Linked DNA regions of Homo sapiens: region 1 is linked to region 2. Evidence: read pairs that join two places in POLR2A ChIA-PET (ENCODE). Cell type or tissue: OCI-LY7. All regions are shown on one strand. Links, peaks and the distances in the headings refer to the core of each region. The heading gives the core; the rest is flanking DNA.

What was found. ChIA-PET counts read pairs that join two places held together with the same protein. Peaks named below come from ENCODE experiments on the same cell type or tissue, not always from the same donor. Only the 100,000 strongest peaks of a DNase experiment are listed, where the experiment ranks them.
Region 1: POLR2A ChIA-PET joins it to region 2 with 8 read pairs; 3 of 35 experiments call an interaction of 5 or more read pairs at or near these places.

The regions. Positions count from the first base shown.
Region 1 is chr6:18,242,297-18,247,296 of GRCh38, reverse strand. The region is part of intron 7 of DEK (DEK proto-oncogene); the gene reads left to right. Among named protein-coding and RNA genes, the nearest start is that of DEK, 20 kb to the left of the region's middle. RefSeq lists a silencer at 1,608-1,667 and an enhancer at 4,565-4,859. In OCI-LY7, for the core only: no CTCF peak of the experiment used is centred there; no DNase peak of the experiment used is centred there.
Region 2 is chr6:18,388,845-18,397,423 of GRCh38, reverse strand. The region is part of intron 1 of RNF144B (ring finger protein 144B); the gene reads right to left. Among named protein-coding and RNA genes, the nearest start is that of RNF144B, 5.8 kb to the right of the region's middle. In OCI-LY7, for the core only: a CTCF peak has its summit at 4,726; DNase peaks (open chromatin) are centred at 4,753, 5,193, 6,243 and 6,733; H3K4me3 peaks cover 4,147 bases; H3K27ac peaks cover 3,679 bases.

The DNA of each region.
Region 1 (5,000 bases), core at 1-5,000, 150 kb after region 2:
AAATTGTTTCCCCCCCTTTTTTTTCCCTGATAAATGTCTCTCCAACAAGCATTGTTGCTTTAAATTTAGCACTGTCTTCAGCTTTTTATTGCTGATTCAGTTTCTGTGAAAGGCCTTTGAAAGGTAAGTTCTGGCAGGAGGAACAGTGTATCTGTGGCAACTTTGTTTTTCCTTATTCCATTTTATGAAGACTCAGTTCTAAATGTCAGCCATGTTAGGAACTTCATAAATGGAGCTATTTTTGGTCATTACTATGGAAGGACCTCTTTTCTAAGAAGCCATAAAGAAAAGTTGCAAGTTAGTCACAGAAGTTTTGGATTGCCTGTAGATTTCTTTATGATAGGAAATTAGTGAGTTAATATTCTGTTTATTTTCTGACACAGATTTTTCTTTGATAAATAAAAGACTCTTATTCATTAAGATCAGCTTCTTGTTCTGTTTTTCTTGGAGTAAATAACTGTGAATTTGGGTAGATTGATTTTACTTTGTTCAGTTTCCTCTGTAAAATGAGGATTTTGAACTGTATAGTCAAATATACTCTATTCATTGTTGAAGTAAGAAATCTTATGCAAGCCGAGTAAGTTTATAGTTCTCCTTTGGCTAATTATATGAGGTTAAATTGTATTTATTTTCCTCCTAGTTTCATGTTTAACTTTAGATGTGTAGAAGACTAAGGTGTTTATAAGTAAATTCAGTGTTAAGATGAAATCACTGAAATCCATATAGTTAATTGAAATGACAGTTTTACAAAAGTAATTTAAAAGAAAATGTCAGATTTAGCATATTAGCTGATAATTGCTAAAGCACTTGTTTGAGGTTTTCTGTACCTGTACCTCTACCTCTGTTTTTATGATATGCAGTGAGTGAGTCACAATAGTTTTGCAATTCTTTTCCTTGTAATTAAATAAAAGAGTATTCTTTGTGAGAGTAACTTCAGAAAGAAATCCCTTTATAAAAGAGCCATTTTGAATTTCCTTATTAGCTTGTCTCTTGGACATTGGCTTTTTAGAACAGTAAAAGGAGAGCAATTGGGAAGGAAGTGGTGGATGATTTTCTTTTTTTCTTTTGATGAGAAATAGGAAAATAAACAGGTTATTTTCTCTAAATTGATTATGAAAATCAGCTGGTTCCTATGTGGGATTAGCTTCTTCAGGGCAGGATTGCTAAAATGAGTGTATTAGTCCTTTCTCACGCTGTTAATAAAGACATACCCAAGACTGAGTAATTTTAAAGGAGTTTAGTTGACTCACAGTTCCACATGGCTGGGGTGGCCTCACAATCATGGTGGAAGGCGAATGAGGAGCAAAGACCCATCTTACGCGGCAGCAAGCAAGAGGGTATGTATAGGGCAACTCCCTTTTATAAAACCATCAGATCTGGTGAGACTGTTTCACTGTCATGAGAACAGCATGAGAAAAACCCACCCTCGTGATTCAGTTACCTCCCACTGGGTCCCTCCCACAACGTGGGGATTATTACAATTCAAGGTGAGATTTGGGTGGGGACACAGAGCCAAACCGTATCAATGAGCCGTTGAGGTTAAACCACATTTGGTCATAAACCACATTTGGTCATGCTATTCACAGGTGTTAACCTTGAGGCATAGAGAAATTACTGCAGAGTACAGAAAAAAGGGGGAAATAGTACATATTGGAGAAAACAATTCTAACAGTCTTTTAGACTCTTTAAAAGCATATTTTATTTCTTTTTCATCTTATCCTAATACCTCTGTCTTCAATTTTTATTTTCTAGTGTTTTTATAGCGCATACGTATCTCGAAAGTATGAAACAAACTGTGGAGTTTTACGAGTATTTAGAATTTATCTGAATGTTGCCATATGTTATCAGGAATGTTTTCTGCTGAAATAATTGTCAGCCTTACTAATAATGTTCGAAACAGGAGTTTATTTTTCTTTCATGACAAGAAGCCCACAGACAGGGACATTCTAGGGCCAGTACAGCAGTTCAAGAAAGGAATTGAGGATGTGGGTACTGTCCTTTCCTGATCTCTCATCTTTAGTATATGGCAATTAACTTCATGATCACAAGGTGGTTGTTTTACCTTTAGACATTGTATTCATGTTCCAGATAAGGAAGAGCAAAAGGTTTTCTTCTAGTGATGTTTTGGCTTTTTTCCCTGAATGGGATGCCTTTTACCAGAGATCTCCATATACATGGCATCAGCCAGCACTTTGTTGTCTGCCCACCTAACTGCAAGAGAAGCTCTGAGATCTAGGTGTCAGCTTTCCTACCTTTATAAGAGGAAGGCAGATCAAAAGTGGGTGGTTCAGTGAGCCATCTTACAATGTTTGCCAAGTCAGAGAAACTCCATTATAATTTTTGGTAAACTATCTATTTGGACCATTCAAGGGATTATCTGGTAGTGGTAAGGTGAATGTGAAAGTTTTGTTAGTCCTTTCACATTGTGTTTTAGAAAACTAAACTATCTCTTCCTCTCACACGTTGATCAGAGGAATTGCAAAATCTGTATAAACCATTTAAACCTTTCGTTGGAAGGCAGAATTGAATAATCACCATACTAAAACCCATTTAAACTTGCTTTCATAATCTTCTGTGAAATATAACTAGACTTGCACATTCTTTCCTCTTGGCATTCTGAGTTTTCTCAGCCAAATTGTTGAAAGAATAGTGTATTTTAAGCTAATTTTTATTTTGTTCATCTGTTCACCCAGTACAACCTTTCTGCTGTGAGGACAGAATTCTGGCTCTGTGACAGGCGTCTTTTTTGGAGACCCTCCTTCAAGAGCCCTGCTGCCTATAAATCATAGGTAAGCCTTGCTTTCCCAAGATTTTTTTTGCCTTCCTTCAAAAAGTGCTTATGTCATTCCTCTGATTCTGTACCTTCATGGTTATCAGAGACAGGGAGAATCCCCTTCACGTTTTTGAAACTTCTGTATTACTGATCCTTTAAAAATTTAGGTTATAGTACATTGTACTATCTGACATTAATGGCAGCTGTTCATTTTTATTTGTTCCCCTTTAGAACATCTGAAATAGTTGATGGTCCTGATTGAACCACTCAGCATATAGAGAAGTAGCAAACTCGAATCTTTAAATCTCATGACAATTTGGAAATCAGCTTTTTCTTTATTCTTTTTTTAAAAAAACTTAACCTAATTTTCCCCCCATTTTGTTAAAAGACTCAGTCTTGTCTCCACTTAGGTTAAATAACAAGATGTTAACCATTGTGAGTATTTTCAACATTATTTCCTCAATGCCATATAATTTTTATTATAATCACTAAAGTTTTCAAGATATTTTGAAAGAGACTTAAAATGGGGGTCAGTACTTCACTTATTTTTGAGACAGAGTCGTACGTCTTACTCTGTTGCCCAGGCTGGAGTACAGTGGTGAGATCATGGCTCACTGCAGCCTTGAACTCCAGGGTTCAAGTGATCCTGCCACCAAGTGGCTAGCAATTTTTAAATTTTTTGTAGAGAGAGGTTCTTGCTCTGTTGCCCACTGGCTTTTGATTTCTGAGGTAACCACTTTTTGATTGCTCAAGTCAGTGAATTGGGAGTATGCTAAATGCTGTTAGGGTTACAGAAGATATTTTCCAAGCAAATGCCATTTGATACTTAGCATTATAGGATTTCTAAAGAAGGAAAATCTTCATGCCTCTTGAGGAAAGGCTTTGGGTAGAAGTGGAAGTACTACCAATTCAAGTTGACCTTGGGAATGGAGAGGAAAGTTGTACGTGTGAACAAAGATAAGGAACAGGGAAGGCAGGGTGCCTTTGACTAACTCGTGGTTAGAGTTGTGTGCCCAGAAGTAGAGCAATGAGAGATGAAACTAAGGTAATGTAGGTTGAACCCATGCTATAGAGAACCCATGAAGCTGGGCATTGTTGTGTGACTAATATGTTTGGTGGTAGGTTCATTATTCTCACTCATTCAAAATGATTATCTTATTCTATACCTGAGCATTTTACTAAGTGGGAGAAAAAAAAAATGAGACACGTCCTCTGGTCTTCCAGGAAGTACCACTCAGTAAGCATTTATTAGCAACTGCAAGGAAGAAACTATTCAAAGTGTATATACCATGTGCTTTCACATCTTGCATCTCATTTAGTCTTGACTCCATGAGAGGTGAGGTATGTCTCCTCATTTTTGTATTTGAGGTTATAATAAATATATAAGAAACCTTTTTTAGTGCTTTCTCTTCACAGTAGTCACCTCTTACCTGAACGGAGTACATTTCAAGACCCCCAGTGTATGCCTGAAACTGCAGATCATGCCAAGCCCGATTGCTGTCATTTGGGACATGTTTCTGTTCACGTTTCCCACCCTCAAATTATGCCTTTTTCATCATAACTAAGCACTTATCCTGCACTGTGGCCATAACTTTCGCAGTTTGAGGTTTGACAGCAGAGCCAGCACAAAGTTCTTTTCCCTTCACAATTTCACATATAGAAGATTTGTTCTTACTATAGATCTTAGAAACCTCAACATATGATTTTTTTCTTTCCTTGAGTAAAGAGCTTTCACTTAAAAGAACCCACTTTATGGCTTCTCTTTGGCATGTTTGAATTGCCAACATTACTACTTCTGGGCTTTGGGGCCATTATTAAGTCACATAAGGGTACTTGGGCACAAGCACAATGATACTGCAACAGTTGATAGGATAACCAAGATGGCTGCTAGTGACTAATGGGCCAAGGTTCTGGGAGCATCTACAGTGTGGATATGCTGGACAAAGGGATGATTCACATCCCGGGCAGGAGTGAGCAGGATGACATGAGATTTCATCACACTACTCAGAACAGCATGCAATTTTAAATTTATGAGTTGTTTACTTCTGGAATTTTCCATTTAATATTTTCAGACTATGGTTGACAACAGGTAGTTGAAACCACATGCAGAAAGAGAAACCATAGATAAAGGGAGACTGCCGTATTATTCTTTCTTCTTTTTTGAGACAGAGTCTTGCTTTGTTGCCCAGGCTGGGGTACAGTGGCACGATCGATACTCACTGCCACC
Region 2 (8,579 bases), core at 1,892-6,891:
AAAGAGTGGCCAATTCTAATAAATTCTGCCATAGAAATAATTGCAAATACACCTCCCCCTACAAGAACCAAGCTCTTTTCCTCTTAATTTTCAGACAAAAGAAATTACATGTAATCATTTGCTACCTACTCCCAACAATAGCTTAAGTCTCAATATGTAAGTACAAAAGTACTAAAACAAGTAGGGGAAAATCAAATTCGATTAGATAGAAAAGGAAAAAAATAAATGAGATATTTGCTTGTCAATCTGTCCACATCCACTTTCTTAATGTCATACCAGAAAGTCAACGATTACTAACTCGAGCAACCTGAAGCATTCAAGGTTTTTCACCTACTCCCAGTACTCAGTACCAGAAAACCTGATTCAAAATAATTAAATAGGAAGCTAACTAATGGTTAGTTTCCATGTGGAAGACATGGTTTTTTTCTCAGCAAATGCCGGATAAAGTTCAAGACACAGCGTTATTCCATTAACTACTGAGGAGCTGTCATCCAAGAGCAAATTAAATTCAAATAGACCTGCACGTCAAATTCAGGATTTTGAGTTTTTGTAAAAAATCTCTCTTTATGATAAACATACGGGTAAAAATGAATGACTTTACCTTTTCCTTCCTCCCAGTTCATGCTTAAACAACTGTCATCAGCTTGCGTCTCCAGTACTCCCGGGCTCATGGCACACAGTCCCACCAACTTCCCATCTGTTGTCTTCTCACCTGTACATTCTCAACGCTGCTTCACTGCTTATGCAATCTATTCTGAATTATCTTTCTTTCAAGAGAAATCCCAAGTAAAACAACAAGAAGAAACGTAGGTAGTAAATGCTTCCTGAGTAGGAGAAAAAGGGTAATGACACAGGCCAGAACCATCCCACACCCCAAATGTCAAATACACTTAGCCATGTGGAGAAAGCTGGTGTGAATAGCCAATCCTGTTGTTCTGACCTAGCAAGAGATCTAGGTACTCTTCGAGAAATCCAAGTATTTCTCAGTCTTACTCTATATTATTTTTTTAGAAGGAAATATTAAACAGGCCAAAGTTTTAATGTACTCTTGAAAAACAAAGACATAATTGGGATACCTCTTAGAAATTAATTGGATACTCTTGAAAGACATATTGGATTCCTCTAATAATACCTCAATTATTATCCATAATGGAATACCTATAATTAGATATTTCTTAGAAATAGTCTTCTTTTGAAGGTAGAACTAAAAATTGTGGTAATCAAGACCATGTGAAACATAATTGTCTCTTACTATAAACAGTACGTAAGTTTTTACTCCTTAAAACTAAGGAGTTACATGCCTATAGGCTATGAAGTCAAAGTTATAAAAAACATATGTAATTTTTATAATAGAAAAACCTTTACATAGCAGAGATGCATTTTGTTTTTTAAAAAATTCCAAGCATTCCAAAAAGGCAGGACTTATGACTCAGTGACATAGAGGAAAAAAGTTACATATTTCATCTCCTTGAGATGTGAACAATCCAAAATGATTCTTCAAAAAGTGATTTATTTTTCTGTGTACAATAACACCAATTCCCTAAAGCAATGGCTCTCAGACATTTTTCAAGCAATGAGCTTTCAAAAACAAAAATCTTAGTCAAACCACCACTGTATAAAAGAGATTCAGGTAGACAAGTGCCAGCACCCAATAGTGGGTGTCCAGAGCCAGTCCCCTTGACCTTCCCCACTCAGCAGCCCCCCAGGCACCATTGCAGAAGCCTAAACCTGCACCATGCACAGACTAAAAACCAACCCTTTCGTTTCTCACTTTGGGCAAAACCAACAATGGATAGTTAAAAAAATGAATGAAATGCAGTGAGCACTTCATTTAAAAAAAAAAAAGAATATCAAACAAGAAATCCTTTCACCATTGATTCATTGCAAAATGAGCTCTTCAATCAGTAAACAGGAGAATCCTGAAAGCCTCTAATGAATTTCCCCACACCTGAGATGCCTGTGAATGGCTCCAAGGTTTCCTTGCATTTCTTCCTTTGTGTCATATTACTATTCACCGGTCTTCACAGCATGAAACCCCCAATAGTAGAGCCTCAGGAAGCTCAGGGCATTTGATAACACACTCCCAGCTCCTCCTGTCCCTCCCATTGGGCCACAACTTCACAGGGGCACAAGCAATTCACATCCACTCCCCTCCAGGTTTCAAGAAAAGTCTTCATTCCAGAAAGAGGCTAACTCACTCCTACTGCCTCATACCTCACATTTCTATCAAAAATAAGAAAGTGACTTGAATTATCCACCCTACCACTTGATTTTAAAAGCTAACAATTATAATTACTTTTACAGTGATTATAGATGTGACTGTGCCTCTCACCGAGTGTCAAGAACCCCTTGTGAAAAGAATTTTGGCAGAGAATGCAAGGGGCACCTTGAAATCTGACAGCTGCCTTTCAAGTTTAGGCATTCTAAGGTTGGTAGCAGGTATCACTTGCTTATATATACCTAATCATAGAACAAGACAGATTGGTTGGGCCATGTAAGGAAGGAAAGCCATTCTGAAACGTCTGAGTTTGCACTAAATTACCAGGAAAGGAGAACCAGCAGTTCTACCTGCTCTATGTGTCTCTTGCACTATAAAGTGTTCATTATATGAGAAGCAAGTACTATCTGATAGGAAAGAATGGAAAGTCGCCTTTCCCCTCGTGTCTTGTCATTAGAATTGTCAAAGAAGGGAATACTTCAGCACAGAATGTATAAGGAATTTTCATATTCTGCTGATGGCCTGAAAAAGCAATCTGCTCCAAAAATGCAAATGATGGGAGAGCCAACATTCAAAGCTTTTTTTTTTTTTTCTTGGTTGGGGGGTAGGGGACGGAGTATCACTCTGTCATCCACGCTAGAGTGCAGTGGCATGATCTCAGCTCACTGCAACCTCCACCTCCCGGGTTCAACCAATTCTCCTGCCTCAGCGTTCCAAGTAGATGGGATTTCAGGTGCCCACCACCACGCCGGGCTAATTTTTGTATTTTTAGTAGAGACGAGGTTTCACCATATTGACCAGGCTGGTCTTGAACTCCTGACCTCATGATCCGCCCACCTCGGCCTCCCAAAGTGCTGGGATTACAGGTGTAAGCCACCACACCCAGCTATTCAAAGTATTTTTAACCAATGTAGTTTATGTCTGTTTGATTATCCAAAATCAACACAGTTATTCCCTTACACAAAAAGATAGTGTAATTGGAAGGGATAATGTTTTATTAGGATACTTACCCTAATTATTATTAGGACACTTATCCCTAATTATTTTGGAATTTTTACTTTATTATGCAGAAACTTTAAAATTTGGAGAAACTGCTAAAGCACAACTAAGGAGACTAAGAGAAATAGAAAGCTACTAAAATGAATCAGCTAGATATTACTGATGCCACAGGATATTAATGTAAATAAAAATCCAGTTGATCTGCACTGAGGTCTTAATTCCAAGCTATGCTATGAAATTCTAAGAGTTACTCAAGTACAGGGGACAAACAGAAGAGGAGACATATGTATACTCTCAATGTGTTTATATGCCTTTGTGAGACATCGAGTCATCACTGTGAAGTAGCTAGAATAACAGATATGAATGCATAAATATGGGAGGGAGGTAGCAAAGGGGAAAGTTTTTGAGAAGGGTGGGTGGTGATGAAGAAAGGCTGAAGTGTTGCCTTGTAAAATGGAGACATATTCTCGGGAAGCTAATATTCTAATAAAGCAGAAAAAAAGAGCAGCAATCTAAAGGTCCCATCCTTGCCTTGTTAGGAAAGCTATCCCCATATCAGCTAAGAACACACCAGGCAACCAGTTTCCACTCAATGCAATCTGAAAATCAGCATTATGTTGATCTTGGTACTTCTGCCCAATAGAGTAGTTTGGTTAGCTACTGGTTCCTTTTCCTAACAGAAACTATTAGTGAACCCAATGGTACTAATTGAGTCTAGTAAAGTGCTGAGCATTATCAGCCATTAGCTGAAGTTCTACCCTAAATACAATCCAAATACAATGGCAGGGTGACCTGCTGGCTGGTAGCAGTAGCAACAGCAATGAAGGAAGCAAGGGCTTATGGTAGACCTCCTTTGTGGCCAGTGTTGTAGCTCTACTCTCCGCTTGCATCTCCAACCAGCTCTCTGGTCATTCAAGGACAAGATGAACCAGCGTACATTCTTTCAATCAGAAAAACAGTTCTAATGCATGCCCTAACCTAAGAGGACATGAACAAATGGAAACATAGGCTGCCCCTCTCGTAGTCAGGGAACTGCAATTACTTAAATAAACTGTATATCTATTAATTACTTTTTTTTTTTTTTTTTGAGATGGAGTCTCACTCTGTCTCCAGGCTGGAGTGCAGTGGCGCGATCTCGGCTCGCTGCAAGCTCTGCCTCCTGGGTTCACACCATTCTCCTGCCTCAGGCTCCCTAGTAGCTGGGACTACAGGTGCCCGCCATCACGCCCAGCTAATTTTTTGTATTTTTTAGTAGAGACGGGGTTTCACCATGTTAGCCAGGATGGTCTTGATCTCCTGACCTCATGATCTGCCCTTTTTAAAAGAATAATGCTCAAACTCAATGAGTACATACATGATATTACACATAAGTTGTCATTATTTGAAAAAATGAAATAGATTAGAAAATATCCTCTAGCATAAACAAACCCAGGAAATATTTAGGTCTTAGATGTAAGAAAGTAAATATTCACCTATTCAGGCTCTGTGAGGTGGCAGTATTGTATCACTGTGCCTCCTGTGGTAGAGAAGAGGACTTCTGTTTTCTCGCCACTGTTTCATGGCTTAAAGTGCTCAAAAAGCACTTTATTTAGTCTATAATTTCTTAGTTTTAACATCGTCATTTCAACAGTTTCTAGGATGGCAATGAGATCACAACTTTGTAACTTGGAGACTATTAACCTTCTAAAAATGGAACTGATATGCAAATATAGCCCTATTAACCTTTTTGTGGGTTAAAAAAAAAAAGTAGGCACTTCATCAGGAAGGAGAAGCATCTTAAAGTATTAGCAAGAACTGTTTTCCAAACAATCTCTTTGCTGCTTGAAATTAGGTTATGAATAAAGTCTGTTACAACTAATTTAGTGAGATCTAATATTTTTTCTTACAAAATATATATTGGTGCTGATGTCCAAGCATGGCCAACAATGTACATGACGTTGTGATAAGCTAACTCCAAATCCTACAGAGGACAGAACATCTGGCACATCGTTTTTTTTTTGAGACGGAGTCTCGCTCTGTCGCCCAGGCTGCAGTGCAGTGGTGCTATCTCAGCTTGCTGCAAGCTCTGCCTCCTGGGTTCACGCCATTCTCCTGCCTCAGCCTCCCAAGTAGCTGGGACTACAGGCACCTGCCACCACACCTAATTTTTTTTTTTTTTTTTTTTTTTTTTTAGTAGAGATGGGGTTTCACCATGTTAGCCAGGATGGTCTCGATCTCCTGACCTCCGTGATCCTCCCGCGTCGGCCTCCCAAAGTGCTGGGATTACAGGCGTAAGTCACCGCGCCTGGCCCTTGGCACATCTAGTTTTAACATTTGCAAACTGCTGCTCCTTTTTTTTTGAGATGGAGTCTGGCTCTGTCCCCCAGGCTGGAGTGCAGTGGCCCGATCTCGGCTCACTGCAAGCTCCGCCTCCTGGGTTCACGCCATCCTCCTGCCTCAGCCTCCCGAGTAGCTGGGACTACAGGCGCCCACCACCACGCTTGGCTAATTTTTTTGTATTTTTAGTAGAGATGTGGTTTCACCGTGTTTGCCAGGATGGTCTCGATCTCCTGACCTCGTGATCAGCCCACCTCAGCCTCCCAAAGTGCTGGGATTACAGGCATGAGCCACCGCAACTGGCTTTTTCTTAAAAGCACATTTCTTCTTGCCTTCTTTCCATGTTCTCATTACCCTACAGGGTAAGGCCCAAGAGGTAGAAATCCATTCCCAGTTTTCCAAACAATATAAACTTATCAAAGAAGGTGGGAGTGAATATGAGAATAACAGCTCAATGATATTTTTGGCATGGCAATTTTGCATTCATCATGGTAGCTACCTCTTCAATATCACCACTGTGCCTTGCCCACTCCTGTTTTAATCAGTGGTTCCCTGCCTCCCACAATTATTCACACAGCCCTGCTAAATAATTTTCTTCCCTATGCCTGGCATAACAACAAAGCTCAGAAGCAGGAAGGAACGCCACTTAAAGGCAGGTCAGACAATGATGTAATTGACCAATCAAGGAGAAGTGGTATTTCAAAGAGCCTTATAGAGCAAGAGCCAGGCTGATTTCTTGGGTCAGGACATTACCAGAAAACCAGAGCCGCTAAAGCACGAATATCTAAATCAAAAATTTTTTTTCAAATGAATAAAAGCATGTGCCAATATTACCCCCTCCTGTTAAAGTTAAAAGTTTCATATAGAAATTTTAATTAGAAACAAATTGGAAACCAGTTTGGAAGAGGAATCTTCACCCCACCTGAGCAAAGTGCAGGTGTAGATTTTTGTATGTCTTTGCCAATTAATTTCCTATAACAGGAATTTATCATGAAGGAAACAAAGTCAACACACAAAGAACAAATTCTACACATTAGGTGCTAGGGATGTAAAGGTGATTAAACCCAGCTCCTACTTATTAAGAGTCAACTAGTTGAGGAGGTTTTCAACAGAGGATTTCATATAATCATATGCAGGAGAATGTGTGGGTTTATGGTTTCAGCCACAAGTTCAACAGACAGAAACGAGTTGTCTTGTTTTATCTTCCCAAGAAAAACAAAGAACAAGTTGATGAAGGGCTGGGACTCAAACTCGTGACTTCAAAAGATTTAGAAAACAATGGGACATGGCTTTCAAAGTATGCTCTTAATAAATACTCCAAGCCATGTGATCAGAAGTATCTCCAGCTATGAATAAGAAAAGTCTATTTCACTTAGATTGCTGTGTTTTGAATTCAAGAAAGAGATCTGCTCATAGATGAGAAGATCCTCATTCCACGTTGCAGAAGCATTGGTCATTTTTACTCATTTAATATATAGTTATCCATTTTTTAATAACAACTATGGTATGATGCATTAGGTTCCAAAGTACTCACCGACTGGGTAAATAGCAAATGCCAAAGTTAATAAAACTAAAACTTTAGTCCAAGACCTCCCACATACACCTAAAGGTAAAAATTATGAATTAAAATATTTACATAAATTAACTTAGGTGTCATATACCTCTTAATGGTCAAATGGTCAAGGTAACACTACCAAGAAAATTAAGATGATCGAGGTGACAAACATCGAAGTACTTTTTATAATCTGGCAAAGCAATGTGAATTCAGAACTACCACTCTAGACCCAAGTCACTTCTGACCTTATGAGAATTTCTTCCGGACAGAGACCACATCTTAGCCATCTTTATATCCCAGCATCTAACCTAGCACCTAGCAAATCAGTCACTCAGTAGTAGAGTGGATAACTTTTCTGATTGTACTTGGAGGAGAGAAAATATTAAAGGCCTGGTTCTCATCTGTATTCACTTCCAGAAATTCACAAGCTGAAAATATTGACCATTTGTTTCAGGTAAGGAGCTTCTATAAATTAAGGTAGGCACCCCTGAAAGAAATGTTTCAGTACTTAGGAGCAATGGCTACAGATACCTATTCCCCAAAGTCCAAGTGAAAAGCATGACTTGTCTGGCAGCTTGGCCCTTTTCCCACATCCAAAATAATCAGTTGTACAAAGTAGGCTTAGTCCCAAAACTGCTCAGACTTTGTTCCTTCAGTAACATCTGGGTTCAGCATGATTCCTGACCTCTATCTCAAACTGGAGATTTCAAACACTAAAAACTTCACTCTCCAAGAAAGTAATGTCATAAAGTCAAGGCCAGGGGAAACAAAGAAGCCAGGATTAGCAGAAACACTTCGGAGAAAGGATTCTGACATACATATAAATGTTTCTAAACGTCTAAAATATTGAAATGACTTTTCAAGAAGGAAATTTTAAGTGCACCTCCTCAGATGAAAAATATTCATACTACTGAGGAGAAAGACGTTTTTCAGGAAGTTAAATGGTCATACCAGGTAGATAAAATAAGCTTTTTCTTTCCAGAGAGAGCATACTCTTCTCTCTGCTGTAGAGTTTGGCTCCAAAAACCTGGTTCATAATCTGAGACCCAAAAACTGATTATTTTAAAAAGACATGTCTTAAGCTGACCTAGTTTGGAAGCCTGAATGCCTTTAAATTGCCAATGAACTGAAACCATTCATGAGAATGGGCCTTTTGAATGCTGAGAATGTTCTTTGGGACTCAGCACAAAGATATTTGGCATAGATGACTGTAAATATTTGTAAAACTCTGGGTAAATGGGCAGGATTTGACCACACTCAAGCCCGACTTCCAGCACAGTAGTGTAGGAGAAAGTTATCTAGGGTGATTGTTTGGGGTTTTGGGGGGTTTTTTTGGTTGAGTTTTGTTTGTTTTAAATAAAAAGCCAAGCAACCCAATTCTACTACTCAACATCTTTTTCACGTTCACTATATATGTTTACCTTTTTTTAATCAAGATAATTAATTAGTCAGAGACTACTTTTGAAACTGAGGTTTTTCCCTTTCCCACTT